3 separate regions of the Homo sapiens genome follow, and all the other regions are linked to region 2. The links are chromatin contacts, found by Hi-C or POLR2A ChIA-PET in ENCODE. All regions are on one chromosome and are shown on one strand. Each heading gives the region's core, a stretch centred on a gene start or an enhancer-like site at or near the end of the contact. The rest is flanking DNA. Distances are from core to core; before and after follow the strand shown.

Evidence for each region. Hi-C counts contacts between places; a loop is a spot of excess contacts on that map. ChIA-PET counts read pairs that join two places held with the same protein, here RNA polymerase II (POLR2A). Pooled maps may share reads with other maps.
Region 1: a loop to region 2 is called in a map of CD4-positive, alpha-beta T cell, with 20 times the contacts of the local background. The contact joins the promoter of BMPR1A here to the promoter of CEP55 in region 2. A Hi-C loop is called at or near these places in 1 of 168 maps with a recorded cell type or tissue (CD4-positive, alpha-beta T cell) and 4 of 50 pooled maps. POLR2A ChIA-PET finds 5 or more read pairs at or near these places in 1 of 52 experiments (K562).
Region 3: a pooled map shows a loop between it and region 2 (12-fold over the local background). The contact joins the promoter of GOT1 here to the promoter of CEP55 in region 2. A Hi-C loop is called at or near these places in 4 of 50 pooled maps.

Annotation. Positions count from the first base shown.
Region 1 is chr10:86,754,870-86,758,793 of GRCh38, forward strand. It overlaps BMPR1A (bone morphogenetic protein receptor type 1A), which reads left to right and starts at 1,750. Exons shown (of 13, transcript NM_004329.3): 1 at 1,750-2,050. RefSeq lists a silencer at 1,263-2,232.
Region 2 is chr10:93,493,984-93,498,118 of GRCh38, forward strand. It overlaps CEP55 (centrosomal protein 55), which reads left to right and starts at 2,629. Exons shown (of 9, transcript NM_018131.5): 1 at 2,629-2,940. RefSeq lists a silencer at 2,448-2,957.
Region 3 is chr10:99,427,801-99,432,074 of GRCh38, forward strand. It overlaps GOT1 (glutamic-oxaloacetic transaminase 1), which reads right to left and starts at 2,824. Exons shown (of 9, transcript NM_002079.3): 1 at 2,648-2,824. The coding sequence starts at 2,765. GOT1-DT (GOT1 divergent transcript) reads left to right here and starts at 3,136. Exons shown (of 5, transcript NR_183993.1): 1 at 3,136-3,465. RefSeq lists enhancers at 2,665-2,724, 2,745-2,794, 2,975-3,404.

The DNA of each region.
Region 1 (3,924 bases), core at 500-2,999, 6.7 Mb before region 2:
GCTGAGGCAGGAGAATGGCGTGAACCCAGGAGGCGGAGCTTGCAGTGAGCCGAGATGGCGCCACTGCACTTCAGCCTGGGCGACAGAGCGAGACTCCGTCTCAAAAAAAAAAGAACAAAAAAACCCCAAAAAACAAAAAAACTAAAACTGGGTATTATGAAGGAAACTTGAGAAAGAAAAGTGACCAATTTTAGTTGATGCAAGTAATCTCACGTATCCTCTTCTTCCTGCATAGCAAGATACTACAACCCATGACTGTCAAACCTGAGACAGCTGAAGAGCCCAGAAAAAAAGATTAGGGAAGAAAACAGAATTGAAAAATAATTCAGAATGACAGAGGCTATCTGCAGCATTAAGGGCAAAGGCGGGTAAAAGAAGAAAAGGGAGACAGAATAAAAGATAAACCAAAAAATTGAAACAAAATACACGGGAATTCAAACATTTATACCAGAATATAAGGGAATACCCTGGAATCTAAACACCTCTTCAGGCAAGAATGTGTGTCAATACAAATGCCTGGCACATTGTTTTCCTTCCCCCTTTCTTTTTACCCAGTTTACCCAGTTTTAAAAGTGATTTTTTAAAATGCACCTTTAAAAGAACATCTTTTGTTAAGTGACTTAAACTTGATACATTTCTTGGATTACTAAGGAGGTTAAAGTCACATTTGGTGAAAAAGGGGCCTATCTCCTCTTTCCTCACATACGGGTCATCGAATACTTTTAAAAGCATTTTCCACCATGAATGAGGGGAAATGGAAGAAAAGAGGTGGTGACAATTATTTGCATTTTCCAAATGGACGGAATGAGCCTCCGGAGGGTACACGAGGTCACCAGCGTGAGCCCGCGGTGGAGCTGGAGGCGTATTTATAGCTGGCTGACCTCAGTCCTGTTGGGCCCTCGCCGCTCCTTATCTTATGCCGCTGGAATTCGCGGGCTCGCAGGTCACAGGAGCCCGGGCGCGCCGGGCCTGGCGCTCCCGAATCGATGAGGGAAGCCGCTCTCCCCGGCAGATCCTCCCGGCCGGGGAGCCTCCATCACCCTGCCTGCGCCTCGGCACGCTGGCAAGGAGCCCGGGAAGAGACGCCGGGAGCGGTGGGTGGGCGAGAAACAAATGCAATGTGACTTATATTTTTCTTTGTCGCAACTACCACGACCTGGCCATCCCCCACCTTGGTGACTTGGTGCCTTCCCAGCGACCTTATTTCACGCCAGCTGACTGGCGTTCACCGCAGTGTGAGTGTCGGCCGGAGGAGGGGTCCACGCGAAAGAGCCCGCGAGAGTGGGGATATCCGGCCCCGAAGGCCGGAGCGGGCGTCCAGGGCGCCGATGGCCGCAGCGCCCGGCAGCCGTGTCCACGCTCCCCTCCGCCGCGTTCCATCGCGTGCTACCTACGGCGTCTGCGGGAAGCTACCCGGGCGGCAGCTGTGGGGCTGGCTTGTGGGGAGGGGCCGGCGGGCCCGCGCGGAGGAGCAGCCCCGACTCCCGCCCGCACCAGCAGCTCGGCGCCCCCTTGCCGGCGGCTGGCCCTCCTCCCCGGCAACTGGGCGCCGGGCTCCGCGAACTCTTCGGGCGCTTCCGCCGTGCGCTCGGCTCTTTTCGTGTCCGGGGCGGGGCGGGGCAGGCGCCCGTGGTCGGGTGCGCGCGGCGCGGGCGGGGGCCTTCCCAGTGCGCGCGCGCCGTGCAAGGCCCGCGGACGCCCGCCCCTCCCCCAGGCCCCCGCACCCGCGCCGCCCCCTCCCCTCCTGGCAAGAGTCGGCGGCGGTGGCGGCGGCCGCTGCAGAGATTGGAATCCGCCTGCCGGGCTTGGCGAAGGAGAAGGGAGGAGGCAGGAGCGAGGAGGGAGGAGGGCCAAGGGCGGGCAGGAAGGCTTAGGCTCGGCGCGTCCGTCCGCGCGCGGCGAAGATCGCACGGCCCGATCGAGGGGCGACCGGGTCGGGGCCGCTGCACGCCAAGGGCGAAGGCCGATTCGGGCCCCACTTCGCCCCGGCGGCTCGCCGCGCCCACCCGCTCCGCGCCGAGGGCTGGAGGATGCGTTCCCTGGGGTCCGGGTGAGTTGGGAGTGCGCGTGCGGACCGGAGGGGCTGGCCGCAGCGGGGAGGCCAGAGGGGCTCGGGCGAGGCTGCAGAGGCAGCTGGGCGCGCGGTGGCCGGAGCCAGGGGCTGCCCGGCCCGGCCCCGGCAGCTCCGCAGGCCTCGGCGCGCGCTGGGCCGGGACCGCCCAGCCAGAGACCCACGGCACCCCGCGCCGCGTCCCCCGCCGGCCCCTCTTTTGTCTCCCACTCGCGGGTTGCAGGCCGAGTTTGGGGATGCGGAGTGGGCGAAAGTCGCTCCGGGGACGCTTCTGGAATCCTTAAATGGGAAAGGCGCTCACCTCCCCGCCCCGGAGCGGCGAGGCTGATATTTGTGATTTGGCTCCGGACGCTGTGGGGAGGAACAGGGGAGAACAAAATGAGTTTCGGGCGGGGGTCGAGTGAGAGGAGCAGCCGGCCCGCCCCCGAGTCCCCGCGGGAAGGGGCCCTGGCCCCCGAGCTCCCGGAGCTGCTTCACCTGTTGTCCTGCGCGGCCTCCGCTCCGTGGCCTGGTGATTCCGTACTTCAGTTTTGGAAAACTTTCTGCTGGATTGCCTGGACCCTTTTTTCTCTTTCCAGACTCCTAGTGGAAAGATTTGGCAAGGAAAAAAAAATGAGCTTGCGTCAGGGAAGAAAAATAATATGCTGTGTGTTAGGGTCTGGCGTTTGAGCGTGGTACTCTTTCATGCTCTCAGATGTTTTAATTTGGTCAAACTCCTGCAGGTTTTCTCTTTTAAGCGGTTAACAAACTGTTCAGAGTACATAGTATGAACTTGGCACCTGTGTTACGTCATTTAATCCTTACAACGATTCTGGTTTATTGTATTCCTCATTGTTTTAGGGGAAGAAACCGAGTCGCAAAGAGGTTAACTAACTTGTCTAAGGGAGCTGGGATTTGAACCCAGGAACATCGTATTCTGGCAAACGAATTAGGAAGAAAAAAAACCAAAACTGTTTGCAAACACTTTTACGTTTAGGAACATTTTTCAGTTACTCTTACTTGAAATTATCGCTATTTTGTTGCTGGAGTTGAAAACAACTACTTTATTGTATTTACTTGTGAGAGGAGTTAAACTTTGAATTAGAGTGTAACTTAATGCGTCTCATTGTTTTCAGTTGTTGAAATAAAGAATGTGAACCAGAATTATTTAGATTTTTAAATTTGAAGCTAAAATATGGGCAATTCTCTGATCTAGGAATGGGGTGAGTGTATGAAAGGCCGATTGAAATGTAGAATGCGTTTTTAGTAGAACCAGACTCAGTTCTTGTTTAATTTTTCCTCCATTTTCCGTGGAGCCCACTTTAAACTTTTTCTACTTTCTTCACTTCTCCCCACCCTTTACAGAAGAGGTTGAGGCACTTAGCAGGAGCTCCTTCATTAAATTCCTTCTGTTACTGGCTTCTTAACCTTCCGTCAAAGAGGGAGAATTTTTTTTTTTTTTTTTGTCTTTCTTATTAGTTAACACCTTGGGGTTTTTTTCCTTTCCTTCTAATTTTCCTGCTTAGTGGAGCGTGAGTTATTTTCTCTGTCGTATTTGGGTTCTTTAAAGTACAAATGTTCTTAAGATTTTTTCAGTTTACAAAAACCTTTTCTTAAGTCTGCTACTCCTTCAAGCTGTCTTGTTGCTGCTTTTCCTTTTCAAATCTTATTAACATTTTAAAAAGCTTGTTCGTAATAAAAGTAACACATGGTTGTTAATTGCGAACTAGCGCAACATTGAAATTAAAATTTAGTCATTCACAATCCATCTCTAGAGATTGCCAAGTGTAGTCTGCTTTTCCTGCCTTTGCCTGGTTGGTGGCTAGCCACTCATTTCTTAACCCCTTGTTATCTGGATTTCACCTTCACAAGGA
Region 2 (4,135 bases), core at 1,379-3,878:
AAAAAAATAAGAAAATCAAAAGTTTTTCAATAAATAAACTTTTAGTTTTTAAATTAAGATTAAATAAAGTTAAAAATTCAGTTTCTCAATAACGGTGGCCACATTTCAAGCACTCAGTAGCCATCTATGGCTAGTGCTACCATATTGGATAGATCAGGAGGGACCTTTCCATCACTGCAGAAAGTTGTATTGGACAGTGCAGATCTACACGCTGGTGAGGCCCTGTGTGTTCATTAGCATTGCCTTGGAAGATGTAACCTTCAAAGGTGATAGGTGCTCTAACCTACAACAGCCTCCCTATTTCCATTTAATATCTTTAAACCCATTCAGCAGCCTTTTGATCCTGTTTTGGTTTCCCAAGAACAGGTTCCTACTGGGAAGAAAATGAGCTCACCTGCTTAGATAAATATCTAGTCTGCTTGGCTGTTACATTTCTCTTTACATGAATAAAGATGAGTTTCCCAATCTTCATCCTAGACTATCCCTGAGTGAACTATCAACATCAAAGTACTTGTGAGATCTTGTGGAAACTACCAGCTCTTCACAACCTCATGACTGGCAGCTCCTATCTGTAAAGAGCAAACATTAATTTTCAGGGCTAGCAATGGCAATTAGGGAATTTAACAAGCCCCCCAGGCCAATGAGCCTCTTGTTTGCTCCTCTTCCTCAAGGTCCCCACTCACAGGGCGACCTTTAGCCAGAAAAGAAGGTCCTGGAGGGCAGGTGTGGAATTGGAGTGTCTGGCACAGCAGGCCTGGGTGCTGGCTACCCAGGTGCCAGTCCGCCAGGTGCCACCTCTCTCCAGGGTCCCTCCTCCCTCTCCCCCATTTTTTGCTCCCCATTTGGCTTGAAGGTGAACAGGGAAATGTTTTTCTCTATATCTCTTTAAGAATCTTTGTAAATCTCTGTGGAAATTAATTTTGCCCCTCAACTCTGGGCAATGAATAATGTTCACACGATGATTTATCTTTTGCCCTGATTTTTCCCACCCTAATCCCACTTGATACTTTAGTTTACCTTCCCTTCAGAAATGGGAGCTCCTTGGAAGCAGGTACCAAACGTTATCTTGCATTCTGTTTTGGTTTTGTTTCTCTGATTCTTTAAAATTCCCCACATGGTTTTCTCATCCATTCTATTCAGTAACATTTGAGTGTTGCCTTTTGTTTAACAATGGCTAACATCAATTGAACATTTACTAAATGTTAAGCACTTTACATGAATTTCTTTCATGTAAAAAAATTTTAAAGTTTTAAAATTAGAGACAGGGATTGGGTGGGGTGAGAGTGGATCTCTCTGTGTTGCCCAGGCTGGTCTCCAACTCCTGACCTCAAGCAATCCTCGCTCCCCGTCCTCACGTAGTGGTGGGATTACAGGAATTAGCCATTCCACCTGGCCGGATTTCCTCATTTAATCCTTATAACCGAGCTGTGAAGTAAATATTATTATTTGCATCATTTTACACATCGGGAAACCGAGGCTCAAATAGGTTAAATAAATTTATCCAAGGAGACACATCTAGTCAGGGCAGTAAGGAATTAAATCTAGAAAGTCCTAATCTAGAGTTTATAACCTTTGTACAATATTGTGTACCTAGGATGTTTTGCTACTGTGTATCTACTGTTTTAAATCTCCAGCGAGTTTATGCTGGGTCTAGGAGAGAAAGGGAGGCCCTGCTAAACATTTCATGTGCTTCTTCTCTCAGCAGTAACGTTCTCAAAGCGGCTAATCAAGAGCTAGAATCGATCAATAGATAGATATCAGGCTGGAGGGTAGCAGTCTGGTCTGAAAGCCGGTCCGCTAGCATTCATAATCTCAGCGTTCAACCTGGGCGTGCCTCTCATCTCTCCCGTTAACACTCCCTGCTGTGCTGCTGATTTTTGGCAGTAATCCCAGCACTTTAGGAGGCCGAGGTGGAAGGATCACTTGAAGGCAGGAGTTCGTGATCAGAGTGGGAAACAAAGTGAGACCACCCCCCCCCCCCCCCACTCCGCTGTCTGTATAAAATTTTTTAATAAAAAATTAGCCGGGCGTGGTGGCGTGCGCCTGTAGTCTCAGCTACTCGGCAGGCTGAGGCAAGACGATCGCTTGAACCCGGGAGACTGAGGTTGCAGTGAGCTATGATTGCACCACTCCACTCCAGCCTGGGCGACAGAGTGAGACCCGAGGGGATGACAAGGGGGCTGTGCTCCTTTGTGAAATCCCGTTGTCCCAGGGCAGGAGGGGCCGCACTTCACACAGGGAGAATCTATGCTCAAGAGCGCAGAACTAGTTCGTCTCGGTCCATCGTCACTGGTTTTATCCCATTAAAAATAGTAATTTGCTTTCTCCTAAAAGCGTATAAACACAAAACCAGCCCCTGACTGCGAGACACCAAGCTTGTTTAGGTCTAAGCCCGCAGAGAACCCCCGATCCCAGAATTAGCTGGCGGGCCCGGGAGGAAGTGTTCCCGCCCTCTGTCCCGCCCCGCGGCCCCAGCCACTTCTCGGCCCGCCCTCAGGTTTACTCTCCGCCCTTCAAAGGCGGCAGCCAATCGGGGAGCCGCGTCCCCGCCGCGCGCGCGCTGCTCCTCCTTCTTGCGGGCCGCGCCCTGCCGGCAGTGACGTGCCCCGCCCTGCAGCCGCGGGATTCAAACTCCCGGAAGCGGCATCCACACCTGATGGTGTGACTCGGCCGACGCGAGCGCCGCGCTTCGCTTCAGCTGCTAGCTGGCCCAAGGGAGGCGACCGCGGAGGGTGGCGAGGGGCGGCCAGGACCCGCAGCCCCGGGGCCGGGCCGGTCCGGACCGCCAGGGAGGGCAGGTCAGTGGGCAGATCGCGTCCGCGGGATTCAATCTCTGCCCGCTCTGATAACAGTCCTTTTCCCTGGCGCTCACTTCGTGCCTGGCACCCGGCTGGGCGCCTCAAGACCGTTGTCTCTTCGATCGCTTCTTTGGACTTGGCGGTGGGTATCATCTCCTTACAGATAGGCGCAGAGAGGCCAAGTGACTTGCCCAAGGTCTTTTGTTAGGACGGCTTTTTCCGATTGGCAGGCACTTTCGTTGTGTGTTCCTCAAACATCTTTATTTTAGAAGTGAGAAAACTTGTGCCTTTTTTTGCAGTTTCTCTTTTCCTGTCTGTCTCCTCAAGTGAGATTTTATGTGGGAATTTTTAAAGATTGGCGTCGCCTTGTAGAAGATGCGGCTTGTAATTGAGGCCTTGTACCATTTACTGGATGGAAGCGCTTGTTTGGTCACCTGTCCAGCATGACTTAGGTCACTTCAGCTAATCAACCAATCATTTCTTTTCTTTTTTCTTTTTTTTTGAGATGGAGTCTCGCTCTGTCACCAAGGCTGGAGTGCAATGGCACGATCTTGGCTCACTGCAACCTCTGCCTCCTGGGTTCAAGCGATTCTCCTTCCTCAGCCTCCTGAATAGCTGGGACTACAGGCGTGCGCCACCACGCCCGGTTAATTTTTGTATTTTTAGTAGAGACAGGGTTTCGCCATGTTGGGCAGGCTGGTCTCGAACTCCTGACCTCAGATGATCCACCTGCCTCGGCCTTCCAGAGTGCTGGGATTACAGGCGTGAGCCACCGCGCCCGGCCCCAATCAACCAATCATATCTGAGGGCTTGCTGTTAGGCTCTGTGGGTAACAACAACAACAACAAAAATCAAAGTGCAGTCCTTGAAAAAATAGTTGAACAATTGAAAAAATAAAAGGTTAGCAGGAAGTGTAATTGGGTACTAGATTGTGTAGGGGTGGGGGTGGGGCAGCTATATCGTTTGTTAAGAGTTCACAGAGGGAAGGCATGCTGAGGAAGGTTTGAACTGGGGGAACCCTGTGGATGACTGGAATAGGAAATACAGGGAAAGGTGGCCGGGCGCGGTGGTTCACGCCTGTAATCCCAGCACTTTGGGAGGCCGAGGCGGGCAGATCACTTGAGGTCAGGAGTTCGAGACTAGCCTGACCAATATGGTGAAACCTCATCTCTACTAATAGATAAAAAAAAATTAGCCAGGCGTGGTGACGCGCACCTGTAGTCCCAGCTACTCAGGAGGCTGAGGCAGGAGAATCCCTTGAACCCGGGAGGCGGAGGTTGCAGTGATCTGAGATAGTGCCACTGCACTCCAGCCTGGGCGACAGAGCGAGACTCTGC
Region 3 (4,274 bases), core at 1,574-4,073, 5.9 Mb after region 2:
TGGATTCCCAGCTCTACCACCCAGTGGTCAAATGACCTGGGGCAAATTGCTTCACCTCTCCAGTCTTCGGCTTCCTTGCCTCTAAACAGTAATAGTAATAAACCACCCTCCAGAGTTGTGAGCATTCAGTGAGATTACATGCATAAATAATTTGCTCATGGTAAGGAGTTGGAGTTCCTGGAAAACATGACAAAGGCACCTTCACAGCTGAGGTGGCCGTCTGAGTCAATGACTCCAATTCTGAGTCCATTGCTTCTGGCCTGTGCTGTCGGGGTGCTTTTTCTCTGCAGGAGCAGTTTATTTCTGAACCAAGGTCATAAATTAGTTCATTTTGCAGTTCTTGAACTGAAAATTTTTATTCAATATCTTTTATGAGAATCACTCAAAGAAATGCCAAAACAACAATAACAGTAATACCTAACACTTATATAAATCCTACTTATGTGCCAAATACAGCTATAAACACTTTAAATGTACTTAATCCTCACAGAAACCCTGTAAGATAGTTCAAAGGTAAATTGAATTAATAAAATAAATCTGACGTGGTTTTTTGTTTTTTTTTTTCTTTCTTTCTTGAGACGGAGTCTCACTCTGTTACCCAGGCTGGAGTACAATGGCGTGATCTTGGCTCACTGCAACCGCCACCTCCCAGGTTCAAGCGATTCTCCTGCTTCAGCCTCCCAAGTAGCTGTGACTACCAGTGTGCACCACCACGTCTGGCTAATTTTTGTATTTTTAGTAAAGATGGGGTTTCACCATGTTAGCCAGGCTGGTCTCGAACTCCTGACCTCAGGTGATCCACCTGCCTTGGCCTCCCAAAGTGCTGGGATTACAGGCGTGAGCCACCGTGGCAGGCAAAATCTGACGTTTTAAAAAGATGTATTTAGATTGACAGTAATACTAGTTCTTTGTATACATCCCGCTGCAAAGAAACGCTTGGAGGTTTTGGACTGGTTTTAAATTAAGAGACCAAATGGTGTCCATTCAAATTCAATTTGAGGCAATCTTTCAACATTTCTCCCACTCAGTTGCCTGCTAAAAACATCATTTTCCCTCAATGGGCCAAACTATGTAGTACTGACTTATCTTAAAAGCTTTATGATGAAAAATTTCAAACCTATACAAAAGCTGAGAGAATAATATAACGTATGCCCATGTACCCATCATCCAGCTTCAACAAATTACCCGCTTCAACAAACCATCACTTTTCAATGGATTTTTCCTTACCCCTCCCCATACTCCTTAGTGAAGACTTTTTTTTTTTTTTGAGAAAGAGTCTCGCTCTGTCGCCCAGCCTGGAGTGCAATGGCACGATCTCGGCTCACTGCAACCTCCGTCTCCCGGGTTTAAGCAATTCTTCTGCCTCAGCCTCCCGAGTACCTGGGACTATAGGCGGCCAACACCACGCCCGGATACTTTTTTGTATTTTTAGTAGAGATGGGGTTTCACCGTGTTAGCCACGATGGTCTCATCTCCTGACCTCGTGATCCGCCCGTCTCAGCCTCCCAAAGTGCTGGGATTACAGGCCTGAGCCACCGCGCCCGGCCGACTTTTTTTTTTTTTTTTTAACAAATGCTATGCACAGACAAAACGTTATCTATGAGAAACCTGATTCTGAGCGTCCTTCATGTCACACTCTGCTACAAAATGATTCCACCTTCTCTTTCCACAATTTCTAGTCCTTTTATTCTAAGTCTATTACCTAGCATAAGACTTTATCCTACCCATTTTCATCTCTCTGGCTGGTCTTTGCACGTGGCAAAATCCAAATGGAGAAAATAAGTGTCTGTGGGGCTTCAAACATCCAAATGATAGTGAGAAGAATAACAAATTCATCAGAGAGGGTTAGGGGTAAAAAATTTGAGAGGCACTCCAATATAAATCTTCTTGGCAGATGGGGAAACTGAGGCCCATGCTCTGAGCTGTCCAAGGTACAGAAGAGAATCACTTGAATCAAGAAATGAAGATAGGATGTGTGGAAAGTAAGCTTCTACCATCCATACTTCTCTCCACTCCTTTCCACCATCTCTACCCATTCCTACCACATCTGTGACGGCCAGAACCATCTCCCCAGACCCCCCGGGGGCAGCATTAACCTGTCTCAAAGCATTGTGTAACACCAGCAGATTTTTAAATCCTTAAGGGCAAAATCAAGCCTCAGTCTCCCCCTACAAAGCTTAATAAGGTGGCTGATTGATACTCGGTGGTCACTCAAATATTTACCGACTCAGAACAGAGCTTTCTAGCGTTAAAAGTTCTCCTTTACCCATTTCCTAGCAACCAGAACCCTAAGCCTATCAGGCTTCCTATTTTTCTACCTCTCTCTACAAGCTCCGGCAGCCTCATTTCTTAGGAGGATGCAGTATAAAGAAGGCAGAATGGGGAATCGGAAAGACTGAGTTTGTGTCTTGGCTGCTACACCTGGTTTGTGCGGCCTCGGACACATCGCCCCTTTCCAGGGACTCCACACCTGCATCTGTAAAATGGGCAGGTTTTAGGAAGCCTTCGTGGATCCAGCCTCCTCTCCGGCGCCGCCCTCTTCAGGCAGCGCCACACTGGGCCTCGGCTTCTCCCACAGTCTCCACGACCTGGGTTGGGTCCGCTCCACTCCCCGAGCTGCTCACACTCCAGAGCACTACATCCTTACCTCCCACTCCCAGGTTGACCTTGCGGGGGTCCGGATCCTCCCTGAAGTCGGCAGTGAGCTTGAAGACCAGGACAGGCTGGGCCTGCGGAACCTCGGCAAAGACTGACGGAGGTGCCATATCGAGAGACTAGGAATCAAGAGATTTCACCCCACGCCCGGAGCTGGCAGGTCAGGTCTGGCCGTTGCGACTGGAGGAGACACTCACCTTCACCTAGCCGGCGGGGGCGGGCCCGCGGCCTCCAATGGTCGAGCCGCGTCCAAAGCTTGGCAACGCGATTAACCAATCGCCAGCTTCTGACGACGAAGGCACAGGGGAGAAGGAACGCTATTAGCCAATCCAAGAAAACAATTTATCGGCTGCCGAGAATGATGCAACCAATGCAATTTCCTCCGGCTGAGGCGTGGGCGAAGACTACGGTTGATTGGTAGAGCGTGCTCCTATCGCAGAGGCTGTTATTCCTTGGGTCTCCCGGCTGAGGGGAGGAGCCGAGCGAGCGGCGGGTGTCCCTGAGAGGCCACCTTTCGACCTTCGAGGGCCAGGAGGATACGGGGAGGTGGCCGGAGGGAGTTCCCGAACACAGGTCTTCCTGTTCCCGCCGAGCAGGTGTTGGCGGTGCCAGGCCCGGCCTGGCGGGCCCGGGCTGGCAGCCAAATACCCAGCGTCTGTGCTCGGGACGGGAGTGTTCGTCCAGGACGTGCAGCTCCGGAGCCTGCGCGGGCGACCTTGACCACCTTTGTCGGCTGTTTCCCCCTGAGGGAAGTATACCTGTCCTGCCAGCCTTGGTCTCTGGCAGGGAAGGTCCTTCCAACAGAGAGGGGTGCGCACGAATTCCTTTTTGCCGCTCTTCTATTAATAGTTTGAGATTTTCCTCCCCGATTCCTTGCAGAGAGGGCCTGGTCCTCAAGGACCTCGGGATCTGGGCGCGACGTCCCTTCCCAGCTTCCTCCCGCGCGCACCGGACCAGATCTTGCTGTCGTCAGCTGGCTGGTACCCAAAGTTCCTCTTCGTCAGGCTGTTCCTTCCCCGTTAGAGTCCTTCCTCCCCAGGAGCCCTCTCCATCTGCTGACCTTCAAGACCCAGAGCGAATGCCACTTCATCCATGAAGCCTTCCCTTAACCCTTATCTGGCCAAAATGTCTCTTTCCTGTGCTTCTGTACTTTCACAATTTTAGAAAATGCCTTTGTGGTTAAAAACCTATCTCCGGGACCGGACTATCTAGGTTTAGATTCTGGCTGCCGCTTACGAATTTGGGCAGGTTTAGTCAAGTTATTTTAACCTCTCTGTGGAAGTTCCTGCTCTGTGGAAATAATAGTATTTTCCTCAGAGTTGGTGTGGGGAGTTTGTGAGTTAATACATTTACGAAGTGGTTAGTTGCATGTAAGAAGGACTCTCTAAATGTCAGCTATTATTAACATTGCATATCTGCCACACCCTTCATAGATGGTAAACTGCTTTTTTTTTTTTTTTTACTTTTATTTTAGGTTCGGGATACATGCACAGGTTTGTTTTATAGATAAATTGCTTGTCATGTGGGTTTGTTGTACAAATTATTTTGTCACCCAGATAGTAAGCATAGTACTTGACAGGTATTTTTTCTGATCCTCTCCCTCCTCCCACCCTCTAGCC